Linked DNA regions of Mus musculus: all the other regions are linked to region 3. A link is a loop called in an ENCODE intact Hi-C map of the cell type or tissue named here. Cell type or tissue: gastrocnemius. All regions are shown on one strand. Links, peaks and the distances in the headings refer to the core of each region. The heading gives the core; the rest is flanking DNA.

What was found. Peaks named below come from ENCODE experiments on the same cell type or tissue, not always from the same donor. Only the 100,000 strongest peaks of a DNase experiment are listed, where the experiment ranks them.
Region 1: a loop joins it to region 3, with 14 times the contacts of the local background. A loop is called at or near these places in 20 of 42 quality-filtered maps.
Region 2: a loop joins it to region 3, with 10 times the contacts of the local background. A loop is called at or near these places in 13 of 42 quality-filtered maps.

The regions. Positions count from the first base shown.
Region 1 is chr4:88,296,737-88,304,736 of GRCm38, reverse strand. Focad (focadhesin) reads right to left here. Exons shown (of 44, transcript NM_001081184.1): 19 at 7,636-7,753; 20 at 1,107-1,292. Among named protein-coding and RNA genes, the nearest start is that of Hacd4, 140 kb to the left of the region's middle. In gastrocnemius, for the core only: a CTCF peak has its summit at 2,253; a DNase peak (open chromatin) is centred at 2,274.
Region 2 is chr4:88,088,912-88,100,165 of GRCm38, reverse strand. It overlaps Focad (focadhesin), which reads right to left and starts at 5,536. Exons shown (of 44, transcript NM_001081184.1): 1 at 5,491-5,536. In gastrocnemius, for the core only: no CTCF peak of the experiment used is centred there; DNase peaks (open chromatin) are centred at 5,603, 8,953 and 9,716; H3K4me3 peaks cover 1,742 bases; H3K27ac peaks cover 1,776 bases.
Region 3 is chr4:88,031,744-88,042,696 of GRCm38, reverse strand. Mllt3 (myeloid/lymphoid or mixed-lineage leukemia; translocated to, 3) reads left to right here and starts at 9,290. Exons shown (of 11, transcript NM_027326.3): 1 at 9,290-9,613. The coding sequence starts at 9,602. In gastrocnemius, for the core only: CTCF peaks have their summits at 7,049 (motif pointing left), 9,035 and 9,236; DNase peaks (open chromatin) are centred at 9,959, 10,310, 10,481, 10,875 and 4 more places; H3K4me3 peaks cover 3,944 bases; H3K27ac peaks cover 2,631 bases.

The DNA of each region.
Region 1 (8,000 bases), core at 1-8,000, 260 kb before region 3:
TGGTAGCTACATCCTACAAGCTATTATATGGTCTGCCTTCACTATTACATAATTACAATTAAAATTTAAAGTACCTTTATTGGTGTATAATAATTGACTCCATTGTGTCACTTCTGCATATGTACATCTTGTGCTTTGACCATATTCATGCCATCATCACCTCTTAGTCCCTACCTCCTCTTAGAACCCCTCCTCTTCCTAAATAGTCTCCTCCACTTTCATGTCCTATTTTTAAAATCTAGATTGCAAACATTCAGTATGTCCTTCTGAATCTGACTCTTATGGCTCAGTTTGACGACAAATAGTTTTCCTGCAAATGACATGATTTTTCTTCTCTTAATGGAGGAATAAAAATCCATATTTTATAAACTATGATTTATTATTATTATTGTTGTTATTGTTAATTTATCTGCTAATGGGCACAGGCTGATTTGTGAACAATGTCTTAATAAATGTTAAATTGCAAGTATACTACTATATTATATGCTAACTTGGAATACTTATTGTAAAACCAAAAAGCAGTACATGGGATCATGTGGTACTTCTAGTTCTCCCTGCTGGGCAACATCTATACTGACTTCCATAGTGGCTAGGCTAATATACAGCTTCAGCAATAGTGTATGAGTATCCCTTGTTCTCTATGTTTTCTATGTCTTTATCTTCATTTCCTGTTTCTTTTCTTGTAATGGCTCTTCTGACTGGACCAAGCTGGAGTCTCAATAGATTCATGATTTGCATTTCCCTGATAACTAAGAATATTAAAATTGTTTCCATACATTTGTTGGCCACTTCTCCAACAAGACCTAACCTCTGGCCTGAGCCAGCTGCCAATCAAATCCACAGTTAGAATAGAATATGTTCCAAGGGGTAAAAAGGTCTAAAATAGTCTCCCCATTCTGGAATTTGAAGCTATCTATTTATCTTTGCTTCTGCATTTTTTGAATTCCTTTTCAATTCGGTTGTTTGTTGTAACTGTTCCAGCTGTGTGTAAATGTGAGCAGCAGCCAAGCAATGTCCTACCATGTAACTTATTACAATTTCACATGGAAGCACAAGTTGAGACATGACACTGTAAACCTGCACTTCACCAAGTGCAGTATTCTTACCTGCCAGGCCAGGTTTCAATCCTGGTTGCTTGTTTGTTTCGTATGTCTTCAATATGAAGTTCGGGATTCCTGCTACTGTCTTCCCTTGGTCTGAGCGCACGCCTCCTTTCAATGCAGAGTGATATATCCCACGGGGCATATTCACCATCTCTTGTCTCACAAGAGATGTAAAGAATTCTTCCAATGCTGGAATAAAATAACAAGAGTTCAAAACCCAAATAAATGTGAGATGTCCAGAAGAGGCATGTTCCTTCCTAACCGGTGCACAGGCATCCAGCTCTGTCTCAGGTTGAACTTCACCAAGCAAACAGGAAACCACTGAGCACCATCTCTGCCTTCAATGCTCCCAAATGGGAACAAAGTACTACAGTGCTCAGGTATCCTAGCTTTCATTCTTCTTCATTTCTTACAGATCATCTACTGGCAAGTTCTTGTGGCTCCATCTTCAGAGTCCTCCTTTTACAACCATTCTCATAAAGCCTTGCCTAGTTATTATCTTTGTCTTCTTCAAATATACTAATATAAAAGCTGTATCTTTAGTCACTTCTTCCTCGTGATCACCCCTATAGTGTCCTCTAGCCAGAAGCTGAAGTTGCCCTTTATGTTCTTAATACCACCCAATAGCTTTCACTGCACAAACAAACAAAAACAAACAACACTGCCAAAAAACTATACAGCCTCTGACCTCAAATAAGGAACCATCATGACTCTCCCTATGGCCTTATTTCTGCCATGTTCCCTTCTTGCCAAGTGAAAGACACCTATCCAGATAGCCTAAATATCCCCTTCTGTTCTTCAAAAATATACTCTTGATGTGTTCTACAGGAACACGAGACTTGCTGGTTATCGACATGAAGCACACTATTTCTAGCTTTTCATGGGATGAGTCCTCTTGTCCTTTGGATGTTTTCAGACAGACCTTTTAGAACTATGCCAATTCTGTAGGAATGTTAGCACACATTAGAATCTGAAAAACTCACTCCTTACTTCCTCTGTCTACAAAGGAACCTATGCTAATGAAGCTCACTTTGCTATATGACACTGTAAGAACTACAAGACAACATAAAAATGTAGGATCAGAAGACAACAGATGTCAAAAACCAATTACCATTGGGTTCATATTTGGGTGCCATTTCCACAAGAACCACTAGAGGCTGCCCAATACAGAAACAAAAACAAAGCATGAAAGCTAAACAAACCACAGTGGGAAAACAAACAGGAAATACATGGTCCTCCAGTAGGAACACAAAAACAAGGGTCCACCCAGCCACATCCAAACTTAACTAGGAATATTTTTACCTCAAGGTCTCCTTTAAATGACCATGATTTAAAGTAAGTACTCACTGGCACAATAATTAAGTATCCTTCTCTCTTTCTGTATAATCCCCTGGTTGCAACCAAACTTACCCATACAAAGTAAGGAGAGGGACTGGGGATATAGCTCAGTTGGTAAAGAACACTGCAGAGCATGAAGACATAAATTTGATCCCCAACACCTATGCAAAAAGGCCAAGTGAGGCAGAACACACATGGCACTCCAGCACTGGTGAGTCAAAGACAGAGGATGCCAGCAAATTGCTAGTCAGACAATCTACCTAAATGGCAAGGCACACATACAACCAAAAAGTTCTGCCTCACATACATACACATATATAGACATGCACATACATCATGCACACACACAATGTCCATCTCTGGCCTATACACATGCACAAACATTCATAGACATGCACATACAACATGCACACACACAATGTCAATCAATCTCTAGTCTATACACATGAACACAGATACATAGGCATGGACAAATAACACATATAATGTCAACTCTGGTCCATACACATGCATGCACATATATAGACATGTACACATAACACACGCATATAATCAACTGCTAGTCTACACACATGCATACACATATGTACACATGAACATATAATAAATATACACAAAATATTAACCTCTGGTCTACTGACACACATAAACAAAACACATACATAAACATGCACATACAACACACACACACAAACACTCATATGCACACACTCACACGCACACAGTTCTGAGAACATCTGTTGGGAACAGTTTCTACTGACTCCTCCACACTTACCCCTACCATTCTCAACACTGCCCTGTAGCCTCCAGAACTAAGCTGTAAGAAATGCATCAAAAGGCTGCTCATTGTGTCAACCAATGAAAGGCCCTGGCAGGAGATCAAAGAGTGAAAACACAGTACAGTCAGGGAACTTATTCCCTAAACACTGTCCAACAGGTTACTACAGGCTGCCTGCACCCTTATTTAGAAGGCTGTCTCCCCTTAGGCAGCTATAACTGTGACATGCATGTCTTTTACCCTCCCTACACGGCCAAAGGACCTTAGCTACTCTCGGATGATTCATTGTGTCTAATGAATTTCCATAAACTTTGCAAACACAATTATAAAGAGAAACTTTATTTAAATTTCTCCGATTATCCCATTGAGAATGAAGCCCTTTTTGCAATGACCATCATGACTGTAACGTCTAGACAAATGGATGCTATGTAATCACAGACTGTGTACTCCAGTTCCTGAATGGTGTGGTGCAGGTATGCCTGCTCCAAGCTCAGTCTGAGCACAGACCTTTTGAATGCGTGAGTCATGTGACTGTGAAGACAGGAGTGCTGTGGTGAGAGAGGATGATTTCATGCTTCTTCAGAAGGAGCTGTGTTCTGACAAAGAGGGCAAGCACATAGTCAAAAGGGAAGACACACTTGCAAGTGCACTCTTCCAGCAACAGAAAGCTCCTACTTATCTAGCTCTGTGGTCAATAAAAGCCTCTCGAGTGCCTCCTGCAGATGTGAAGGGAGGAGAAGATGCAAGCATCTGAATGGAGCCACTACAGAGAACATCATCTTCCCCAAGCAACTGAGCCAATCAATAAGCAGCATTCTCCCTGCTCTCTGCAGCCTTGGCCTTGGCCTCTTCCTTACATATGACCAGGTGAGAATTTAAAAAGAAACGAAAATCTATACACAACAAGGTGAGCATGTTAACACTGCAGTTATATCTAATGGAAAATCATCTAACAACTGAAAAAAAAAATAAAGTTACCACAGGAACTAAGATAAGGATCATAAACATACTATGTGAAATGAAAAAAATAAAAATCTAAGTCTAAGAGTTGACAAACTCAGAGTATCTGGAGAAATCCAAAAAGGACTTTAGTACAAACATTTTAAGCTAGAACTTTAAATATTAGGGGATAAAGAGATGGCTTCATGGTTAATGCTTTTGTAGAAGACCAGAAATCAATTCCCAGCACCCACAGCTGACAAGCACACAACTGTATAACTCACAACATACAATATACATACATACATACATACATACATACATACACAGCTCACAACTGTACATAACTCCAGTCTCAGGAAATCTGATGCCTTCTTCTGTCTTCCACGGACACCACGTACACACAGACACGATGAACTTATATACACTTAGGCAAAATACCAACACAGGTAAAATTAAAAAAAAAAGTTTAAAAAGAGGAAGAAGAAAGAGGAAGAGGAGAAGGAAGAGGAAGAAAAAGAAGAGGAGAAGGAGGAGGGAGAGGAGGAGGAGATGGGGGAGGAGGAGGAGGAGGAGGAGGAGGAGGAGGAGGGGGAGGGGGAGGAGGAGGAGGAGGAGGAGGAGGGGGAGGAGGAGGAGGAGGAGGAGGAGGAAGAGGAGGAGGAGGAGGAGAAAAAGAGAAAATAATTAACATGAGAAACAGGCCATGATCCCCTTCTTTCAGAGCAATGATTTTACCGCCATCTGTAACTAGTGACTACCATGCATCATATACCCAGAATCCTCTGAGTCTCTGTTCCCATGGCTGCAACCTATGTCCTTGTCTGTTTGACCATGCTCCATTAATCAGAGAAAGTGAGCACAGAACAACATTGTCTATGGTGATGGTTTGCCAGACACAATTATACGTACAAAACCATTGACTCCAATTATCAGATTGCCTCATAAAGAAAAAACAAAAACACAGTGGAGGACTATAGCCATCAAGTATAATCACTAGCACAGAGGTACGAACCCTCAAAATATCTCAGTAGCAACCTTTTCCTCTTCTGCAGGCAGTCACACCCTCCCTCTGGCCAGAAGGCTAAAGAAATCAGCAAAGGGCACAAAGTCACTGTAAAACCTCCAGTGAGCTATTGGCAGTGGCTCTTTCAGGATGCTGGAGGATTTGTATACAAGGCATTTTCCTACGCCTGCTGGCTATTAACCCTGGAGAGACTCAGGGCTCCTGGGGAGCAATGAGATGAGATAGGAAGTATGGAGAAGAAAGGAACAGTAGAGGAGATTTGAGGCTTGCAGAGGAGAGAAAACATGAAAACATGGTAGCTTTGGCTATGCTCCACTGTTCAGCTTGCTCTAATAAAAGGAGGCAGGGACAGACAGGAGCTCTGTCTATAAATTAATGATACATGCTTAGCTAAATTTCCAAATAATCTCTAATTGTCATGAAATAAAAAAATAATATTAATGTTATAGATTACTATAATCACATATAAAAATGACTATGTTGAAAAGCTATAACAACATTTTTTTATTAAGCCTCATTTTCAAAACTTAAGTGTTTGCATGTATATATGTTCAAGGCAGAATTTGAACAAAAAAGCAAAATATTGGCTAGCACTGGAGGGCTTCCAGTCACAAAGGATGGTCTATGATAATTTTAAGGAATTTTTAATAACCAGAAGATGAATTTTAAATAATATAATATTTTAATCATAACCCATAACCCATATCTCAGCTATCACAATGGATCATCTATGGAAATTTTAAGGATTTTTTAATAACCAGGAGATAAATTTTAAATAATATAAAATTTTAATCGTAGCCCATAATCCATATCTCAGCTATAATCACCTACTGTTTCTTGGGTAAGACTTAAATAGAGTTAGTGAAAGTTTTACATGTGTGAATACCACACACACTTGCACAGCATGCCTATTAAAGGCTACAGATTAATAAACTTTATATCAAAACAAATGACCATATAATTTGATCCTTAAAACTATTTAAAAAAAAAAAGTCATCATGTAGCCCAGGATGGCCTGGATCTCACTACATATACCAGTTGAGCCTCAAATACACCATGCCTGGCAAAAATCTATCCCTGTCCTGTAAATCATGACCATCTGCTTCTGCCTCATCAGCACACCACACCTGTGTGCATCAGTGCACACACATTCTTCTATTGCTTATATTAACTAATTTACATTTGTATATTGTACAAATAATGTAGCCATTTATTTATAGCTCTGGAACTTTAATACTGTGATTCGTATACTTTATAGAAAGAACAAATTGTTCTGGAGAGATGCCTCAGCAGGTAAGAGTTCTTGTTCTTGCAGAGGACCTAAGTTCTATTCCCTACACTCATGTGGCAGCTCAAAATTGTCTGTAATACTTCCCCAAGCACCAGCTATTCATGTGGCACACAGAGATACAGGCAAGCAAAACACCCAAACACATACAATAATAAAATAAAATATTTAAACAAAAGAATAGACAGGGGCCTAGCATAACTGTCCTTTGAGAGGCTCATTGAACTCAGCAGTCAACGGGCAGAGATGCACACACTCATGCCAAACATTAGATGGAGCTCGGGTCGTCTTATGGAAGAGCTGGGAGAAACATTGAGAAACCTGAAAAGGACAGGGACTCCATAGGAAGACCAACAGAGACAACTAACCTAAACCCTTTGGGGCTCCCAGAGATTTAACCACCAATCAAAGACCAGGTCTGAGCTGGACCTAGGCCCTCTGAACATATGTAGCAATGAGCAGGTTGGTCTTCATGCAGGTCCTCCAAACAACTGGAGCAGGGAGTGCCCCTGAGCCTGTTACCTGCCTGCTACCTTCCTGTGAATCCCATGCCCCTATATGGACAGCCTAGTCTGGCCTTAGGGAGAGGTTGAGCCTAGTCCTCTGCAGCAACATGATGTGCTGAGGAGGGCTGGGGGGGTGTTTAACACTCAGAGGGGGGCTTCTCCTCAAAAGGGAAAAGAGGGGGTACTGAGAGGAGAGGAAAAGCTGATATTGGGTTGCAAGAGAATGAATGAATAAATTTAATTTTAAAACAAAATTAAATTCATAATGATAAAACTACAAGTAGATCTCTTAAAAGTTGACATTTTTCACTTAGCTTATAACAAAGAGACATTAATTAAAGAAGTGGCCTGGAGTTCCACAGTAAATCTGTTTTATACAATAACCAGCCTTTGAAATGAAATCTAGTTTTCATTGAGAACAACTATGTTCAGTTAAATGTTACTGTCATCTAATAGTTTTATGATGGTTAAAACATCATATTACCTAAGACTGCCCCTCTAGAACACAAAGGTACACTTAGCATTCATCTAGAAAGTATCTATATGAGAGTAAACAACAGCATGTGCACACCAAACAAACAAAAAATTCTCACAATTTCCCACACAGGCAAAACCACTGGAAAAGTCCAGCCCTGTGGTTGTCAAGTAGGAGTCACCTGGTAAAACCGAAGGGGCAGTGATGGTCAGCAGTCTGAGAAAGCACGCGCCAGGAATGGAAAGGTCCACAGATTCCTCTTCATCCAGCTCACCAGGAACAGGCATCTCTGGCCTTATCTGAAGTAAGTAAAGACATGTTAGAGAGAGTAAAAATAAGACATGTAAAATATAAATGTAAAATATAAATTACCGTAGACTTAATCAATCACTCTTCAATATCAAAAGACAATTTAAATAAAATTGTAAAGGTACCTTCATGAAACAGCAGGTATGGTGGTGTACAACTTTAATCCCAGCAGCTGAGAGACAGAGGCAGGTGAATCTCCGTGTGTTCAAGGCCAGTCTAGTCTACATAGTAAGTTCT
Region 2 (11,254 bases), core at 2,591-10,590, 58 kb before region 3:
ATCCCCTATCTCCACAACCTGGTGAAAACTAAGCAAGCATTCCATTTTTGGTGGCTCAATTAAAAGAAGAATGAACTTCAAGATCCAGGAAAAGTGCTTCTACATCACTTACTGTCTTATGCCTGTTCCTCTGAGAGAATAACATGCAAGTATCCCTCATGTTCTCTGACCACTACCACCAGGCAGACAAAAACTTCAGAAACCAGGATCACATACCTACCTCTTCTCCAACTCTCCTCCCTAATTAGTTATCAGCTGTATCAATGTTCAGGTAGGTGAGGCACACAACACACCATTCTCATTATTCCATATCAGCCAAGCCCTCCATCCCATCAGTACCCTAAAAGCTTAAATTATATTTATAATGAGGTTATATATCTTAATAATCCATTGTAAACTGAAAATACCTTATGTTTTAAAAAACCTTTAATCCAGAGATGGAGAGATGGCTCAGTGGCCAAGAGCACTAGCAGCTCAGCCAGAGGACCTGAGTTGAATTTCCAGCTCCCACATGATAGCTTACAATTGTCGGTAACTCCAGTTCCAGAAAATCAAGTGCTTTCTTCTAGCCTCCTTGGGCACTGCACATTCGTTGTGCAAAGTCATACAAGCAGACGAAACATCCATACACATAAATTTTAAAAAATAATAATAAAGTTTTTAAAAATCCATTTTAAAAGTCTCTAATCCAGGTTAAAGAGATGGCTCTGTGGTTAAGCCGTCTGCTCTTCCAGAGGACCTGAGTTTGGTTCCCAGCACCCATATCAGATCACTCACGTGTGCCCCATGGCACACGCATCTGTATCTACACACAAACATGCAAGCACACCCATAGAAGACGTAAGGTCCACTTGGTTCAATGCTTCAAAACTCAAAGTAATATAAAGCCTTTCCTCTATTTCCACTAACAGCTTATACTAGAAACTGAAGCTTTAGTTGTGTAACCAACTTGTTCAATGACTGTTAAACAGTAAAATTTAAAGTAAATCTTAAAAGCAAATGGGCCAGAGAGAAAAGTTTTTCTTTTTCTGTTTTTAGCCTGGGACTCTCTGATTATTAGGAAGTAATCTTCCTGGGACTCACTAACTACACTGGTCTTGAACTCACAAAGACCTACCTGCCTGCCCCTGCCTCCCAAGTGCTAGGATTCAAGAGAGAAAACAGAATACACCAGGATATAAAACTATAGTTATAACACTCACAATTATAACATTTATTCAACATGTTTATGGGCCAAATTAGCAAGTAACTGTTCATCTGACGAACAGAGACTGGAAGATACACTGTGGAACACTAAAAAGAAAATATTCAGTTTACATGCTTGGATGGAATGGTTCATTGGTCTCTAGGAAAGCAAAAAGATAAGTCATTTAAAAGATACATAAATATACTAAGTCCAGCATTCAGAAGACAGAGGTAGGTGGATTTCTGTAAGTTTAAGGTTAGCCAGGTTACAGTGTGACTGTATCTCAAAAAAAGTAAATAAATAAATAGCAGAATATGCAGTTTGAATCCTCACCTTACTTTGTTCTAAATAAATGCTTTCTCATCATAAACAATGAGGAATTGTGCAGCTTTCTTAACATTTATTTATATAAAGGAGGGTGGGTCTCACTATGCTTGTGGGCTTACACCAAAATGCTGGGCTCAAGCACTCCTCTTTGGCTCAACTCCCTGAGTACCCAGGACTACATGTACACATCACATCACCCAGAGCTGTACAGACTTTAAAGTCAAAGGTATGACAATATTAAGACAGTCCTTGACTAAAATGGTCTGACTGGTGTTTCTTTTCGGCTTCACAGTAGTGAGAGAGTAATATGCATACATTCAGTAGACAGTATACCTCAAAATATGATGTTAATCTTTCCTTCACCAAGCAACATATGAAATCTAAGATGAGAGGCTGGACTCTTTGGGAAGCAGCAGCAAGCAGCAGCTTCCAGTCAGCCACTAGATCACAAGGATAAACAGTCCATAGTGTAGAATATACTGTTGCTAAACCACGCTGAGCAAGAAACTAGGTATACTAAATGGATTATGTGTATGTGTGTGCACACAGATGCGCATGTATGTGTGTGGGCATGCATGCATGTGTGCTTGTGGACATGTGTAGGTAGAGGCCAAAGCGAACCTCGGCTATTGTCCCTCAGATATTCTATATGCTTTGTTGGAGACAGGGTTTTTCAGTGACCTGGAATTGGCCATGCAGGCTAGGCAGGCTGGCAGGCCACCCAGACTCAGTGATTTACTTGTCTTCACCTTCTCTTAATTAGTGTTATGACCACAGGCCACCACCCCTAAATTCCTTTTAAACACAGGTTCTGCAGATCAAAAGGAGATCCTCCAGACAGCAACAACACACATCTACCAACATTAAGTGATTTTTTTTACTCTTACTTTTTTTTACACACACACACACACACACACACATTGGCATATTTGCAGGTAAATATGGGGGTATGGGTATATGTACATTGTATGGGCACCCAAAGTTAACACTAACTGATTTCCTCAATTGCCCTCCATTTTATTTAATGAGGAAAAGTTTCTCACTGAACCCATAGCTGGTCAATTTCAGCTAGTATAGATATGTATCTTGCCCCAGGGATCTTCTGTCTAAGCTCTTGAATGCTGCAATTAAAGGCACCCATTTACTTACCATTTACATGGGTACTAAGAAATCCAGCTATCATAGAAAGCACTTTACCTACTGAACCAGGCAGGTTCTCATTATGTAGGCCTAGCTGGCCTGGAGCTCACTTTGTAGACCAGGATGACGTCAAACTCACAAAAAGCACCTGTCTGCCACACAATTACACATGATGCTCATTCTTCTTAAATGCATTTTTGATGTACAATATTACTGACTTACAGTAAGATTTTCTGGCTATAACCTATTCATAAGTTAAGGGGTCTGTATGACCAGAATACTCAGATGCCTAGAGAGACAACTCAGCAGTTAAGGGTACGTAATACTTTTCTAGTGAATTCAAGTTTGGCTCCCAGCACTCACATCAGGTAGCTCACAACTGCCTATAACTCTAAGATCCAAGGAATCTGATGCCTCTGGCTTTCACAGGCATCTGGGCTCATGTAAATACACATGATAGTAATAATAATAATAATAATAATAATAATAATAATAATAATGCATTTTAAGTGCACAAAGTATTTATTTCAGTCCCAGCAAGATATAAACCAGAAAGGGTGGCACTTGCCCTAATTTCAGCCTTGGGTAGACTGAGGCAAGAAAACCATTAGTTCAAGGTCATTCTCATCTATCCAGATAAACAAGCAATAAAACAAATACATGCATACTCTGACTCTGGCTGAATGAATGAAAATATGTTAGCAAAGTGATAAAAAATTACAAATGTCATTGCATTACTCTCAACATTGTGTGACTTGAAACAGATTAAAAATCTTTTTTACACACTTTCAAATTTTGTAATCTAGTGTGTGAAATGAATGGGATCTACATTTTTAAAAAGGTTGAAATAATTTTTATAGAGGAAGCTGACAAACAACACTTGTCCAATTAGCTTAGCAATTCTTATTTACCATGATGGAAATGGTACACATAAATTCTTCTCAATTAATTGCTATTTATAAGTCACAGATTTAAACTATACTTCTAGGGCTAAGCTGTATTTTATCATATGAAAGAGCTCTATACTAATAGTGATTATAATTGATTTACATCTCTAATTAATATTAATTCAACTAACAGTTTATGGACAATGTCAAATATCATGAGGCTCGGAATATCAGAATAATTACCTTTGAAATCATTTTATACTAGAAAAGGGTGATCTCTACTATGTGTAAATACCATTAATCAATTACCATAAGAAAAATCTATCACATCTATACAGGTATTTGTTACCTTGAAGTAACAATTTATTTACTTTTGGATTATTAGGCCTCAATTAGAGCCATCAAGCAATTAAAACCCACCAAATAGTAACATGATACAATTTTAAATTATTTCAATTAAAAAAGAAACAAAAAAAAAAAACTAAGCAAGATATGGAAAACAAAGAAATGTGAACTGTTAATAAGATTAATTTGGTAAGTAAATAATTCAGTTGTTTTGGCTATCACTTATCACCAAAGCAAGTCAAAAGCTTTGAAAACTGCATTCTTGTCCAGTTATCTCTATGGAGTATTTTTATATATAACAAAAAACTTCATGATTATTACACTTCAAAATTTAGATGAGTCATGGTACTTTCTTTGCAGAAACTGGATGTCAATCAAAATTGTAACCATGCACTCACTCGCTTGCTAGTCAAGTGTTTGTGAACAGAAACACTTGTCACTGGAGCATAAAATACACAATCATAAATGACATCATGTGTTTTTTACTTAGTTGGTTCCCAACTGCTAACACCGTTCAGTAAATCTTGAACATTTGTAAATTTTGTAAAATTTGAACATTCCAAAATTACAGAATACTTGTAATCACATCCCTTTACTTTTCCATAGGAAGCACTAGGATCACCCCTCAGGGCCAATGGGCTTTAGGGTTTATTAGAAGGAGAGGGAAAAGCAAAAAACAAAATTAAATAAATAAATAAATAAATAAACCAAAGCAACAAAAAAAAAAAAAAAAAAAAAAAAAAAACCCTTGGAATAAGGTCCAAGAGAGCTTCATCTTTTGCATCTAAATCTAGATCCTAAAAATGAACCACAAAAAAAAAAAAAATCCATCTCAAATCTTGTCAACTCAGACACTAGCACTGGCATATTAAATGCAAGCAAAGGCAGGTACTATCTATCCACCAAGGAACTCATTTTAAAAGTTTGCAATGAATGAGTCAATGACGGTATGATTTCACTGGATCCAAAACTACAAACAAGGGGTCAAGGCACCATGGCTGAAACAAACTGGGATTAAGTCCTACACAACCGCAGGCGCCTGCAACCGCTGAAGCCCCACAGAAAAACTCTTCAGAGCCAGAGACCTGAGTCAGAAAACAGGCTCTGCTCACCCAAGAGCCTTTGCATTAAAGTGGACAAAAACTGCGTCTGAGTCCCGGGGAACTCAGACAGTCACCCCAGGCCAGACAAGAGGACACCAGGATCTCTGGCGCTGCCCCGAACCAGCGACCGGGTTAAGGAGGGGTGACAACCGCAACCTGAGGCAGGTAAGCTAGACAGATCGTGCCAGCCTCTCCGGCTGCCAAGCCCCTCCACTGCCAGCGGGTCCTGGAGCCTTACACCAGGGAACCGCTTGAGGCCAGATCCTCCGGGAGCCGGACGCTTCGCTGGACCAGCAATAGGGGCAGCAGGTCAAATGCCCTGCCCGCCTCACGCGACGCCACGGCCTTGCCGCCACATGCTCCGCCGCGGGCCTGCACCCCAGCCCAAGTGGTCCAGCTTCGGTCGCCCTCGCCCCCGTGACCGCGGCTGCAGCCGGACCCGATGCGGCAACTGCCCACCCGGCTGCCGCCGGTGGACGGTCAGCCACGCCGCATGGCTTACCTCACTTCTGCCACAGGCACAGCCTGCTCCCGTGCCTGACGTGTCCCACGCACCGCCTCCACCGCTCGGAGGCGGGTCCTGTCGGAGACAGCCAATACGAAACCTACTTCAAGAACCAGTCCCGCCTCCTCTGCTGGGATGCCCGCCCCCTCGCGCGCATGCGTGACAAGGCCTTGGCGGCTCACTGCAGTTAGATGTTGAAGTGAAGCTGGGTCCCAGCCCTAGCCACAGCCAGACTTCGCAGGGGTGCAGGCTGATCTTCAGGCTCTGGGATGTGAAAGCAAAGGATCCTGTCTGGAGATGCCACTGCACAGAGCCAGGGAGTCCTGTTGGCAGCTTTAGGAGATGCAGGACAGCTTCTTGATATTTGGAGATTTTGTAAATCCTCGTGACTGGAGTGGGGAGGAGGGGCAGGGGGAGCGGGGTTGGAGTACTCATGATAGCTAGGGTTCAGAGCCAGCTTGCTTCCTGGAGCTGCTGCTCAGTGACTTCATTTCTTCCTGCTGTGCCCTTGCTTCTACTTGTATAGTTGTCAAGGCCCAGGAATTTCTGCTACGGGGGAATTTGATCTAAAGAGAGCTGGCTCAAAGAACTTTACCACGACTATTATTGTTATATAACATTTATTATAGCCAAGCATTTTCTTTAGCGAAATAGGAAGGAATGGTCCCACAGGGGAAGTCTGTGACACCTGGCACAACGCAGCAGAAACGAAAACAACTGCGTTTATAAATAAATAAATAAGTTAAAAGGAATAGAAATCTATTACCTGACTGTTTCTGAAACCCCATGCACTTTTAGAAGCATTAGGACGCTTTAAAAGAAGCCTGGGTACATCTCTAGAGATTCTAATTCTGTGGTAGGAATTTAGCAAGCAGTTTTGTAAGTTAAATTTGCAAGGTCATTATAATATGCTAACAGGAAATTCTTGGTTTCCTATACTTCACCTCAGAACAATAATTACATTCCACACACCATCTCTAGATCTTCCAATAACTTATAATGCATTCATTCTGTAAGAATTTATCTAAATTAATTTTGAACATGTTCCTGTATTCAATCGCTTATATCCTTGGGGACATGGGAGTTCTGTGAGATTTATAATTACCTTTTTGGTTTTATTAGTTTGATGATATTCCCATAAGTTTTCCAACTACACAAGTACAAATTTTAGGAACATTTTAAATTTGTTTCCTTTGTCTATTCCTGTATTTGGTTTTTTGAGACAGGCTCTCATTTTGTAGCAAGCAGTTTTGTAAGTTAAATTTGCAAGGTCATTATAATATGCTTTTTGTAGACAAGACTGGCCTCAAAATCAGAGATCTGCCTGCCTCTGCCCCCCAAGTGCTGGGACTAAAGGCATGGGCCACACCCCTGGCTTATTCCTGTGTTTCTTGAGGCTCACTTGTTCCTAATCGAGCATGTAGTTATGTCTGGTATACTGTTTTAAGTATATCAACTTATTTAATTCACAGACCAAGTTGAATAGTAAAGTTATTACATTTTTTTCAAATAAGGAAACTAAGCACAAAATATGAAACACTTTGACCAAGGCTATTTACCTAGCTGATACATTTGAAACCAGCCATCCTGTTCTCAATAAAGTGTCTGTCTCCAAAACTGATAGTTTAGGATCTTGTGGGGAAATACTTACTCTGAAAGATCTTAGCCCATTTTTGACTCCAATGAGAAAATATCTTACTGAGTGAATATATTACAGATAATAAAAAATGTATCCCTCATTCGATAGGCTAGAAAGTCCCAAGCCAGGAATGAGCAGATTTGTCATCTGGTGTGGGGCTTGCTCTACAGACAATACCTTCTCAGTGCCCTCCTATAGCAGATGGGGTAAAGACTCCCAACACTGTTTTTGTTTCTTTGTATTTTCTCCCTGATGATTCTGAAAGGTCAAACTGTGGGCTTCATGCATTCTAAGTATGTGCTCTATACTCACTAGGACCCTCTCCCCTGCAAACCTTCCTACCCCATATCCTGCTCTTCCTCTTTCCTTGTCACAGTGTCTCACTCCATTGCCCAGGCTCACATCCAAAGTACTATATACTTGAAGTTGACTTTCACTCACCATTCTCTTGCCTCAGCCTCCCAGGTGATGGGGTCACATTGTACCTGTATCAAACTATTCTGATAACGATACTAACCACATCCTTGAGGTTTAGTCATTATGACCTAATCACCTCCAGGGGCATCGTGCCCTCCTCCCTAGCATGCTGGGGATAACCCAAGGCTTTGCATGTGCTAGGCAATTGCTCTACCACTAAGCTATAACCCCAGCTATTAATGCTATTGCATTGGAAATTAGCTTTCAACATAGGCATTGCAAGATGAGCTGGGCAGTGGTGGTGCATGCCTTTAATCCCAGAAGCAGGTGGATCTCTGTGAGTTCAAGGCCACCCGGGTCTACAGAAGGAGTTCTAGGACAACCAGGGCCTCACAGAAAAACCCTTTCTCAAAAACAAAGCAAAACGGGAATCGCAAGATCAAAGGTGTAATCCAGAAGTGTGTGAAGCCAATTTAGCCTGGAGATCAACTCAGCAGCCAGCACAAGGACAAGACCAAAGGTCAACACCTTAAAACCAGGAAGAGTTCTATAAGCTGCCAGACAAAACTTTCACTAACATGCATCTGAAATATATATAAGTCATGTACTGTCTTAGGATTTCCATTGCTGTGAAGAGACACCATAACCAAGGTAACTCTTATAAAGGAAAACATTTAACAGATTCAGAGATTCAGTGTATTAACATCGTAGAAAGAGCATGGCCTCCAGGCAGGCATGACACTGGAGGAGCTGAGAGTCCTACATCTTGTTCCAAAGGCAAACAGGAGAAGATTGTCTCCAACGCAGCTAGGAGGAGCATCTCAAAGCCCATCTCCACAGTAATATAGTTCTTCCAATGAGGCCACACCTACTCCAACAAGGCCACACCTCCTAATAGTGGACACTCCCTGAGCCAAGCATATCCAAACCACCACAGCTAAAAACTGTATTGGGGTTTGTAAATATACTCAGTTTCAAAAACTATTATTCAGAGACTGTGCTCTCCACCTCAGCACCACACCCTCTTCCTCACCAACCAGCATAAGCACACAGAACCTCCCTGAGGTGCTCAGACTCCACTCAAACTTCAATACTCTTGTCTGACCCTCAGGGGTTGGAGATAAGGTGGAAGGGTTGGATGCTGCAGAGAGTGGAGTTTACATTTACTCCGGAAATGATCTAGATTTCATGCCACCTTTACTAGAAATTGCCATTAAATCATCAAAATATGTTTCAAACCTATATGTTATTGTATGTATATAATGGACATGCAAATGAATGTCTTGCTTTCTAAGTTTTGTATACATTTATTTATTCATTGTGTGAATGTGGGGATCGAAGAACATCCTATGGGAGTTGGTTCTCTTCCTCCACCATATGGTCCCCAAGATTCAACATCAGGCGTAGTGCCAAGGGCCTTTACCTGATGAGCTGTCTACCCAGCCTGTCCTTACTTTTTAAATAGTAAAGACAATATCTGCCATCTCTAAGAGGTGGGCAAGCAGACAGTATTTCTCTGTTAAATGCCTTGTATTCTTCCCCCTGAAGTAGTTAGGCAGTTAGTTCTCTATTGTACAAGACCCTTTAGATAAGTAGTTTTTGAAGCTGGCATAGAAGGGCCTATTGACTCTAACAACAAAAAATAAAATAAAATAAAAAGAAAGAAAGAAAGGGAGTAAGAAAAATGTGTCCACTCCCAAATCATTAGCAGAACTGAAAAGAATATGCTAACAAAAAAAGACACTGTAATCTGAATCCCGACTATAAAGAGAGGTCATGTCACCCGCAGCATCAAGGGAGACACAAAGCCTTGAACTTGCACCCAAGCATTATGGGCTGACTGAGCACGCCCATACATTCATCAGCAGGCTCAGCACTAGGAGGAGAAATTCACTACTGAGTCATAGGGAGCCACTGTCCACACATAACAGAAAGCAAACTCATTAGATTTAATTAGATGTCTGTGGTTCCAATTGTCCCTGTTCCATTCAAAATAAAAGCCAAAGTCTGTACACGGGCCAATTAGACCATGTATGGTTTACTTGCCCTGGCCCTGGTACCTCTACCTTGATCACACACATCACTACCTTGACCTTTCCTTCTGCACCCTCCGGCTCTCTGGACCCTAATCACCCTGCTTCCTCAGTCCTACAGGAGCTTGGCAATTCCCCCAGCTCTCTTCATGATTCATTCTGTTGGATCATTCAGGTCTTTGCCAAGATGGTACCTTCTGGATAAGGCCTCCTTCTCAGTCAGGGTCCCAGCAAGAAACAGATGGCATAATCAAATTAGGAAAATTGGAAGAGCTTAATAAGAGACAATAACAGGGCTCTAGGCAGGATCTTTAAAGATCACAAGGGAGACTCAGTAATATGGGCAGTCCCAAATCACCCCTACACTCAGGTAGTATGGTAGGAAAAAAATCTGCATATGTAAGACTACCCGGAAGAAAGACACTTGATCAAGAAACACGTCAGACTCTGGTGATGTAACAAGAAGGGGCTAAAGGAATTAAGTCTCCCTTCCTGGTCTGATGAAATTTATACAGGTAAATTCCTCAGGCAGAATGGAGAGAAAAAAGAGGGTATTACCTCAACACCTGTAACAGCTACCATTTGCTGCATAACAGAACTTACAAAGTGATAACCAAGTTTTCATTCTCAGGACCCTGTGGACTGCCCAGCAGGTTCTTACTCTCCAGGTTGGCTTTGCGGGCTCCTTCCTGGTCTAGCTATCTGTCTGTACTCAGCTAATACATATACCTAGTATCTTGAACAGTGTGAGATAGAGCAGTAGATATGAATCAGCCGCATGAATCTCTTAACTGTAGCCAATCACACACACACACACACACACACACACACACACACACACACACACACAGGCCATAGGTTTTTAAACAAAAATCTTAAAGCCAGATATGGGATATCTCCTTATGGGTTTTATTAGCCCAGTAGACCAAAGAAGCACCCAAAACAATACAGGCTACTGCCATTTTGAATTTGAAAGCTCAGTATCAGATAGCCCCATTGATAATAGTACTATCTTATGGTCTAGAATTTCCACTTTACTAGATATTGCCAAAGAAATGAAATGAAAAGTAATTTTCCTCGAGTCTTTTTTTTTTAATCCTTCTTGATATAATGCTTTTAATATTTATACATGTAGGGTGCTGGGCGTGGTGGTACATTCCTTTGATTCCATCATATGGGAGACTGGTCTACAGAGTGAGTCCCAAGTCCAAGTCAGCCAGGACTTCTTTGCAAGACCCCGTGCCTCAAAAATAAATAAATATAAATAAATAAATAAATAAATAAATAAATAAATAATTCCAGGAATCTACACACCACCGGGGCGGGGGTGGGGTGGCTAGTGCTAGAGGTATAACTCAGTGGTAGAGCCCTTGCCTAGCAAGAATGAGATCCTAGATTTGCTCCACAGCACTACAAAACAAAACACACAGGACTACACCTCAAGTACACACATGGTTCTTATCATTCATCCATCGGTGGATATCAGGTTATTTCCATACCTTCTTATACTCATGAATAAGGAGTATAGATATCAATACAAGATACTAATTTCATTTTCTTTGGAGATTATAACTAAAATTCCCTTCCTGAGAGTGGCAGAAACATCTACCCCACCCCTCCTGCAAAGGTCCTAACCACAAACCACAGTATGGTTCCAAAGTTCACCTAGGGG
Region 3 (10,953 bases), core at 2,954-10,953:
TTTCTCATTCAGTGGCCTTCACTACCCTCTGGCAGGCCTTTGTGCTTTCTTTCCTTCTTTCTTTCTTTTTTTAAAAGATTTATTTATTTGTTTTATGTATGTGATTACACTGTAGCTATACAGATGGTTGTGAGCCATCATGTGGTTACTGGGATCTGAACTTAGGACCTTCGGAAGAGCAGTCAGTGCTCTTAACCGCTAAGCCATCTCTCCAGCCCACCCTTGTGCTTTCTGACATGGAGCTCTCAGCTCTGTTCTTCTTTCTCTCTCCACATTTCTCCCTCTGGTACCTGGTTAGCAAAAAGTGCACACAAGGAATCTGGGGCTAAAAATGAGAGCTCACAGAGCCGTCTGTTAATGCCCTGTGATCTGCTATGCTTGCCAGTCGTTGGATAGTGCATTCACAGGGCTCTATTATGTGAACCTATTCCTGATTATGAGAACTACCAGCTGACAGGTGTCAGAGGTAGGTGACCTTTAAAGAAAATACTAACTGAGAACAAAAGCATTAGATGACTTCTAAATGAGCCAAGGCCACTCACCCAGCTGCCCTTGAACAATACAAAAGAAAAGTCAGTGTGTTACACATCAGGTCAGTGAGGGAAGGCTGGAAGAAAATCTGTTAGACAATGCTGATATTGACAGTCCTTGAATGCTATTACACACACACACACACACACACACACACACACACACACACATACACACCAATCCTTATTTTGAGAAATGCTTAATGGGGCACAATTAAGTGGTCCGTAGAATTGAATGACCTTTAAATTGTTGTAATCTCAGGAGGAGAACCTTTCATACACAGCATCTACTTTTGAAAGAGCGTTCAAGGAAAATATTGTCACTCATTCAGCCGCACAGGCTAAACCCATGTCATAAGTCCTGATCCCTTTTGGTGCCCTTTGCTACCAGAGAAAAGCTGAGATCACCAAAGATGCTGACCTCAAACATGTCAATCAAAAGCCATCACATTATTACAATTCAAATAGAAATTTAATGATAGGCAAAAAGGAGAAAGCATAAAGTAAAAAAAGACTCAATATGAGAAAGAACGAAAGAAGGGGGATAAGGAGAAGGAAAGGAAAAAGAAGTTTGGGATGTAGATCTGTTGGTAAAGCACTGGTCCAGCATGTGCTAGGTCTGGACTCCTTCCCAAGTACTGCATAACACAGGTGTCATAGTGCAAGCTCTTTGGAGCCAGAGGTGGGAGAATCCTAAATTCAAAGTCAGCCCCACCAAGCTGGTGCACACTTTTAACCTCAGCACTTTGGAAACAGAGGTAGCAGACACCTGAGAGTTCAAGGCCAGCCTGGACTACATAGTGAGTTCCAAGCCAGCCTGGACCATACAGGAGACCCTGTCTCAAAACAAAACAAAACAAAAATTAGTCTTATCTCCTGAAATGTAGATTGGAATAAAAGACAAATATAGAAAATGAAATATAATGACCACCTTCATTCTTCGTATGTTCCTCTCCTTTAAATCTTGATTTACAAGTATATCCTTGCTTGTTTCTTTGTCCTTACTACCTGTTTGTTTTAACTGGCTGTGCTAGAGTAAGTGGTAGATATCATGATAGACAACTTTGTCAAACACACTTGCATACATAATTCTTAGGCCACAGGAGATTATAACACATGTAATTATAACACCATTAGCACATCCGGAAATGAATCCTTAGTAAAAATGCATCCTCTCCCATCCAGCCGCTGCTGACTTTCTCCCTTCTTTAGGCTGCTTTGTATTTTTGTTTGATTCCACTTTGGAATCCAGGCAAGTATTAAACATTCATTTTATGTGGCTGCCATGATTTTTTAAGTCAAATTTAATACAAAATATTTTTACTGCTCCTTTCCTTTCCCTTTACAGCACTGCTATTTTAAGGAGAGATTAAGTCCCTTGTGTTGGTAAATGCCCTCATTTGCTCTCGATTTGGCTAAATTCATCCTTGTGGTTAGGTTCAAGATGAACTCTCTTGGGCAGGAGTACCATACAGGTGATACTGTTTGCCTTTCATTGCATTACATCAGGAAGCACTCTCTGCTCAAAATGTCAAAAGACATGAAACACAGGACAAAAGATTGAAACAATAAATATTAGAGGCCCAATAGTCTAGAAAAAAAATTACAGTTCTCTTGTTATTCATTAGTAATTTTTATCTGGTTATAACTTGAAATTTCCCTCAAATTGCCACTGTATACAGAGGACATCATTAACTTTCCCCTCTCTGATTTCACAGGGCTTGTCTAACACAGCTATAGTAGGTAAGAGTCTCCAGCGGTCCTCTTGATTCAGCACACTGATAATGAATATTCCTTCTTTCCCATCCAACACTATCTACTGTTTCCAAATCAATAGTTCCTCGTGAAGGAGGCCTATATGTAGAATGGCACACTGCTTAATACAGTTTAGAATTTTTTGTTTGAAAATTTTTCTTTTTTAGATTGAATATTTTAAAAATTATATGTATACTGAGCATCTGTGTGTGGGTACATGCATGTGAATGTGGATGTTCTCAAAGGCTGCAGGCATCAGATCTTCCTGGATCTGAGGTTACAGGTGGGTCTGAGCCACCTGGGATGGGTGCTGGGAACAGAACTTGGTCTTCAAGACCAGAACATACTCTTACCCACAGAGCTGTTTTACCAGCCCTGCCAAAAGTTTTTCTTAACATATGTGATAAGAAAGTAAAAACTGGGACTGGCTGGGAAGTGGTGACACACGCCTTTAATCCCAGCACTTCAGAGGCAGGCAGATCTTTGTGAGTTCAAGGGATATCCTGATCTACAGAGCAAGTTCCAGGACAGCCAGGACCATGCAAAGGACTGCTGTCTCGAACCCCATCCCACCACAAAACAAAACAAAACAAAACAAAACGAAACAAAACAAAACAAAACACAACAAATTGGGACTGTTAAGGAAGAGGGAGAGACCAGCAAGTAGGCGGGAAGAAAGGCAGCAGGGGCTGTGGGTGAGGTGAATTAAAACTATGATGAATATGTTTAAAAAATTCCATTATGAAATCCATTATTTTGTATGATAACTAAAAATTCCACCACCCCCTTTTTTTTCTTTTTTTATGAGAGCATCTTTCATGAAGCTGGGGCTGGTCTTGAACTTGGTATTTAGCTGATGGTGACCTTGAGCTGGGTTCTTCTTTCTTACCTTTGTAGTGCTAGGATCACAGGTGTGTAACACCATGCCTGGCTCTGTGCACTGCTAGAGATGGAATCCATAAACACTGTATCAACAGAGGTATATACCAAACTTTTAGAAAATGTAGGGTCAAGCATGATGACACACATCTTTAATCCCACTACTAGGGAGGTGGAGGCATGTGGATCTCTCATTGAGTTTGAGGCCAGTCTGATCTATGGAGAGAGTTCTGGATCAACAAGAACTATATGATAGATCATTTCCAAAAGTAAATTATAAAATATAGGAAAAGTTCCAAAAGAGAAAGGCGAGATTAATAAATATTCTTTCTGTGACAAAAACTATAAATGGAGACTAACAAATAAATGTAATCATATATATTTCATATATTCAAAAAAAAACCCTCCACTTCTAACAGATTTACATGAAAAAAAAACCCATTCATATTAACTTTTCCATTGTGGATTATCTACCAAGTGGGTAGTGTAGCCATGGGTTTTTCAGGGCTGATGGCAAATCGCTTAACCCAACCAAAATACATGATCCTACTAGAAGGAGTAAGTCTCTCTCTTAGAGGTTTTACATTATTTTCAAGCCAGTGTCACACCATTTAGTTTATAGAGTGTCTGCCCCATTTCCTTTCTCTTCTTTCCTCCCTTGCTTTTTTTCCTCCGTCTGTCTGTCCATCCGTCCCTCCCCCCTCCCTCCCTCCTTCCCTCCCTCCCTCCTTTCTTCCCTCCTTCCTTCTTTCCTTCTTTCCTTTTCCCATTTCTGTTCTTTAATTTGTTATTCAGCATCTGCATTAAATTTTAGGCCTGATTTTTTTTTCATTTTTTCCAATAAGGCAAACTCTAGTTTATATTTCAAATAAAATGACTACTTTGACTCTCAGTTCACTATCTATGAATAGTAGAGGTAAGCTTGTATGTGAAGAGAAGCAAAATTCCCACTAAAAATCACACAGACAAATCCTAAGGAAGGATAGAAAGGGCTGGAGAGATGGCACAGCAGGACCTCACCCAAGTGAGGTCCCCAGCAGCCATGTCAGCTCACAATTAACTGTAACTCCAGTTTCAGGAGATCTTCTTATGGCTACCGCAGACACCAGACATACAGGTGGTACACAGACATGCATGCAGTCACACACCCATACACACAACAATAAAATAAAAGCAAATGTCAGAAGGCTGGGGGAGATGGCATAGTTAGTAAAATGTCTGCTGCGCTAGCTTGAGGTTCTCCATTTAGATCATAATTGCCTACATAAAGACTAGATATGGTGTGCTTCTCTGTAAACTCTATCCCTCACTGGTGGGGGCGAGATAGAGACAACTGCATCCCTGGAGATTATTGGCTGGCCAAGCTAGCAGAATTGATGTTCTAGGATTATGAACAGGCCATTTCTGACAAAACAAGACAGAGAAAGACATATCATGCTGACCTGTGGCCTCTACACCCGCATATATATCCATATAGATACATGAATACACACATATATGGAATGAATGATAAAGTGGCTTACACCTTTCACCCCTGAATTTGGGAGTTAGCAGGCAGACGATCAAGAGCTGAGGTTGAGTTTGTGATACATGAGACTTTGTCCCCAAAATATCAATACCACACACACACACACACACACATACACACACACCCAGAGTGATGGAAAACTGCCTGTGAAAACTGTCTGTGAAGAGACGAAGAAAGAATCAAGATATTATAAAACATCCTAGCTTTGAGATAATTTTTCCCTGCAAGCTGTTTCAATGTGCTGTGTACCTTACTTACCTGCAGCTATTTCACCAAGGTTCCGGTGGGGCTAGGGAGACATGTTCATTCACACTCAATATTTACAGGATTTCTTATTGCTCATCTGACATAACATTCTCGATTAATTTTCAGGCCTTGAGGTGCTATTTATTAAATTAGGGATACAGCCTACCAAATTAATAAATTATTACTTCAGAGACACTCGTGTTCTGAATGTATACATGTGTTGCTTAGATGACTCTTGGGGAGTAATCTACACACGAAGAGGCTCTGGGTTAAACTAGCCTGGTGCATTGATTATATCTGGAACTAGCCTTTATAGTAGGTGGTTGAGTGGATATCAATGTATATTCAGTTAGTCCCAACACACTGTCCTAGAACCATAAGTTAGATATAATATTAAGCATGTAAGGTTCCAAAGAAATACTTCCATAAGAAACAGTGCTTTTCAGCTTCTGTTCTTGAAAAGATTTAGCTTTCTTTTATTGTGGGATTTGTTTTCCCCTCAAAGAACTTGAAGGAAATGAGCATAGAAATACTAAAGTTCAAGGCCACGGAAATTAGGAATTTGCTACTGTATCCTCCCTTTTCAGTTATTAAAAGGTGGAACTGAGGGTGACAGTCACAGCTTCTAATCTCCTGCCATTGCTTTTTCTTGTCCTTCGGCTGTTTGTGTCAGTTTTCTACGCTCCTTGCTTATGTCTGACATGTACAAGTATCCCAACCTTAGGTGTAAATGAAATTCAAAGAAAGAAGAAATGATTTTGGTGAAGTTTCTCCTCTGTGTCACAGAGCTGTGGTTTGTATGACAGCAGGAACCAACATTCATTTTTATTTTATTTTTATTAATTATTTTAAAGGTAAGGTCTCATACACACTAGGCTAACTTCAAATTCTCTGTGTAGCCTTGGATTTCTAAATTCTCCTACTTCTACCTCCCACTGAGTATAGGAATTATTAGTGTGTCCATCATGACTAGTTAATTCGAGTACAGAGATGCAAACTTTCGGCTTCTGGTATGGGGCAAGCATTCTACAGGCTGAATTCCACTCTGACTCTTATCATTCTTACAGTCTTGTACTTGACATATGGTCCAGTTTTGGTAAACAGATGTATGGATGTATTTCATCAAACAAACAAACAAACACCCAGCAGGCTATGGAGGGGGAAGCCTTAGTTATTCTGAATGTGCAGCTACCAAAATGTCTACTGTCTGTTCTAGTAGCTAATAGTTTTTTCATGGGCCTTCCCCTTCCCTGACAAACCCATATAGCCAAGGATGGACAGTGGCTAATTTTTGATGATTCGATTCGTTGAGTGTGTGTGTACCAACAACCTGACATAGTGAATGGGTAAAATTTACTTTAGAGTGTTTTATAACACCCTAATTACACCTGAAAAAGCTATTTTTTCCTTTTGTTCTGGCAGAAACACTTGAACTGCTCTGAAGTTCCAAACTAGCAAACTGCTGAGATGAGAAGGTTGGAGCCAGCTGTGGTCCTGTGAGGAGTTAGGCTCAGACACACAGGTCCTTTTCCAATCTCCATCACTGTTCTTATTTAACTTGATGTTAATCACTTTTGTGTTCATTAGAGTAACCCAATTTCATACTGTACTATACATCACAGTATGAATTTCAGTGGGATAATTTCTATTTGAATAAGGAAATGCTTTTATCATTGATGACTTTAATTATTCCTATTTTTTGCTACCTAGCATTGATGCCTGTCTTAAAATTTCTCTCCAGTACACTTTCATTGAGACAATGCCCCCATGCTGTCCAGGCTTCCTATGTAGCTGTGATTAGCTTTGAAACCTAGAGGCTCCTGCTTTAGCCTCCCAAGTGTGGTCCACCACTCTGTTTGTTTTGACTTACATTGTTATTATTTCAGAATAAATGGACAGGAAATGCATTTGCTCTCCCAATTTTATTGTTAACAGCGAACTTATTAAGACAGCTACAAATGGAAAGGCTGGTGTAAATTCCTTTGTTCAAAGTTGAACCTGGAGTATTCCGGGTTGTGCTTTCTTTTTCTTTTTCCTGGTAGAGAAGTCTTTTTGTTGTAAGGAGGGTCACATAAGGACGCTGGTGGAAGGGCTCTGTGCGCCATCTACTGGCATATTTTAAGTCTCCGAATTTGCAGACGGGGGAATTACTTTATATTGGGGAGGAGGGTTTAACGCATTTGAGAAAGGAAGGATGTTGGGGGAAGACGGTCAGATTCTACGATTTATTTGTGATTGCTGGAATAAATGAGAATCCAGCAAATATTACACGCACGCATGCACACACACACACTCACTAGCAAGCACATGGTCGAGGGGGTGGGGCAGGGAATCCCTCTTAATATACAAGTTCCAGTTCCTGGAGAGAAAACCAAGAGACCAACTCTGGAATCAGTGCAAACGCGGAATGGTCACCTTTCAGTTACTAAAAACATTCACATAATCTTCAGTTTTCAACTTCTTCATTCCAAAATAGTTCTCTGCAATTTGATTATTTGATAAACGGTGTAAGAATGCACAGTAGATAGTCATCCCTTGCTTATATCCCACACACAGCAGTTCTGTCTAACTTAGCGCTTACACAAACACACATGCATACAAGATGACATACTCTTACAGACTTGGTTGGGAAATATGTCCTTGGACTTCTGTTCAAGTTTCCCCACTTCTGGGCTGAATCCTGGAGGATGGGTGTACCAGTTTTAGGAGAATCACACTACTCGAGTTGGAAACGTGCTGCTTTGAACTTGGCTGGACCTGGTCCTGTCTAATCCCCATCATCTACTTTGTGAGCAGTGGGAAAAACTGAACGTGGTCATGGAGAACCTGGGACGCTCCAGGAAACCTCCTTCCCGTTATTCTCAAGTGTTCAATGCAAGGGCCGAGTTGTGCTTTCATGGTCTCCCGGCGAGAGGAAAAGAAGAAAGCAATAAAGTTGAGTCAGAAAGAGGAAGAGAGACAAAAAACACAGGGAGAAAAGAAGTTGGCAATCTGGAGAAAAAAAGATGGTGAACAAAAGATAAACTCTGGAAAACAGCCACCACCCCAAACCAGTTCAAAAAAGGAGTTAAGAGCCAGAGAGGTACAAGAACTTTAACGAAACAAAAGTCACACCCATCTTTCATTTTCGTATATCGTCTAGATCTTATCCGTTTCCTTTTTAAAGGTTGTCTGTGTTTCTAGAGGAAGCTAGTAACTCTTTTTTTTTTCTTTCTTCTTCTTCTTCTTCTTTTTTCGCTTCACGTATGGCTTGATATTCTACCCGTGGCCACTGAGACAAACTACAATCGGAGATGGAGCATTTGTAGAAGAGCAACTCTAGAACACTTCTGCGAGGGGTTGTCACCCGGGAGCCTAAATGGATTAATACCCAGAGATGGATTATGTTGGCTGTCACCAATATGCCTAAAGATTATAATCCAATTTATGCACATTATAGTCAGTATTAACTTTATCTATTTTAAGGTTCCCAGTAGTCTGGCGCGCCCTTAGAGAGAGGGCAGACCCTGATGCAACCCAGCAGGTTGTCAGCGAGGGGGAAGCCTCCTGAAGCAAACAACTGGGAAGCGGGTTCCCTAAGGCTCTGCGACGGGCACTCCCAGGTGTCCCGCCTCCACCTGGGCACGGTTCTCAGCCCGGGAACACCGAGGCGGGAGGCGTTTCCTAGGAAGGAAATGGCATTCTTGTTTCGCGTTCATTTCTTTTTTTCTTTTCTTTTTTTTTCTTTTTCTTTTTTAAAGTTTTCAGTGGCGACGGTGGGAGGGCGGGGTAGGTTGGTGGCTCGGAGTAGATAGGGAAAGGGATTTAAGGTTGCTGGGGGCTGTTCAGTCCCAGAGATTGCTATCAGGAGGCTTTTTTCCCCCTTCTTTTTTTTCTTTGGTAGCGTGGATTTCTCTTGCTCTCTGTTTAAATAAGTTTGTTTGGGTGTGCGTTCTTGCGATTTCAGCACAAACCCGCAAAAATCCATGGTGGAAAGTAAAAACAAGCCCGCTCCCCCTTCCCAAACGTGCTCACTACCGCCAAAGACTTGATTTAACAACCCCTTCTCCTGCGGCTGGGGGGCTCCAGGCAGTGGCCACATTCCAGCAGTTTTAATCCGTTTTTTATTGTAGGGAGAACGGAGTTTGCACAGGGGCCGGGATGGCTCCCCAGCTGGCCGCTCTCCCAGTGCCGGGCCCCCTCCCTCCATTTCCTCCCCCCTCCCCCATCAGGAACCTGTTACTTTAAGCGAGGCGTTCCAGTGTGGCGCTGCGGGCCGCCGGGGTTTCGGGGAGGCGGCCGCTGATTGGCTCTTTCGAGCTCCCCCTGGCTCGGTCGCTCGGCCTCCCCGCGCGCTCCGCCCCGCCCGCACGCCCTCCCTCCGCCCCTAGAGGCTCGAAGCCCGGGTGTCAGGCGCCACGGCGCATGCTCCGGACTCATCCTCTGGCCCCGGAGCTGCTGCTGCTGCTGCTGCTGCTGCTTTTGCTTTTGGGGCTGAGTTTAATAAGCGAGCGAGAGAGCGAGCACGGGGTGGGGTGGGGGCCAAGGCAGAGCATGTCCGCCATCTACCCTCAGCTCCCGGGCGCGCTCTCATTCATAGCAGCCTCTTCATGAATTACAGCTGAAGGGGGCGGGGGAGGGGGGGTACCACACAACACCCCGGCAAACCTCCGGGCCCCCAGGCATGGCTAGCTCGGTAAGTACATGCAAAAAAAATAATAAAAGCCCCCCTCCCTCTCCTCCTCCGCCCCGCGCCGCCGCAGCCCAGACAGCGCCAGCGCTCCGCGGTTCCAATTAGAGAAAGGTTGGTTTTGCTCGCGGGGAGCTGCCGCCTCTCCCTCCTCCCCACCCCCCCCCCCCCCGGCGCGCGCGCACACACTCGCACACTCGCCGCCACCGCCACCGCCACCCCCCCCCCCGCGCCTCCCGCCCGCCTCGCCTCTTTGCAATCGCAAGAAGCGCACTCACACTCCCTCTGGCTCACACACGCGCACACACACACTCACACCCGGTGGAAGGAGGCGAATAATAACTCAGCCATATTTCAGCCGCCGCCGCCGCCGGGAGCTGCGGGCACGGTCCGGGGACGCGGCGAGCAGCCTCTGCGGCCGCACCTCCGCCGAGCGCCGCGGCCGCCACGATGGTGCGTTCTCCGCGGCGCGCGCGTGAGCCCGAGTGTGCGGGCTGACAGCGGCGGGGCTGCTCGCAACTTTGCCCCAGCGGCCGGTGTGCGCGACCGGGGCTCCGCGGCGGTCCGCCAGTAGCCCTGCCTTTCTGCGTTTTGTGGCTTTCGCTGGGGGGGCGGGTGGGGGGAGGCTGGAGGGAGTTTGCGACCACTTTGGCTCTTGAAAGTGTGCAGCGTTGGCTCTGTTGGGCTGGCCTTGCTGGTCGTGGGGGGCTGTTCGCCGAGGGGTGCGGGGTGCTTTGAGTTGGGGATGCCTTGGCGTGTTTTCGTGCGGGCGTGAGTGAGTGTATGTGTGACGACGTTTCATTCTTGTGCACGAACCCCGTGGTAAGAAAGAACACGGGAGTTTGTGCCCATTAGCAGAGGCTGCCTGTAGTTTCCATTCCGCCTGGCACCGCGCTCCACACGCACGCACACATACACGTACACAAAGACTTCCTCGGCGTGTGCCTGTCGCCGCGGTACTTTCGGGGAGGGGGCTCGCTAGAAACCCCGGTCCCCTATCTCAGCCACCTCCCCTCCCACGCCGGGAAAGCGCCCCAGCATCCCCTCCTGATTGTCTCCTAATTTGTTACCGACGCGTTTGTTGTCGTGCTTGCCGTGGTGGTCGTGTTCTCCCCTTTCCCCGACCCCCTTCGCGACTAGGGGTAACATTCCGTTACAATCCCGGCCGCTGTGTAGCGGCGCCGGGGGCCCCTGCGGCCCGGCCCGGTGTATCTGGGGGTGTGGGGTGTGCGCGCCCACGCGCGTGAAACGTGGATGGAGAGGGCACTGCCGTTTCCTTTTATGTGCGTTTCAAGGAGGAGGGAAAAAAATGTCAGGCGCAATGTTGAGCAGCGAACGGTCGCCTT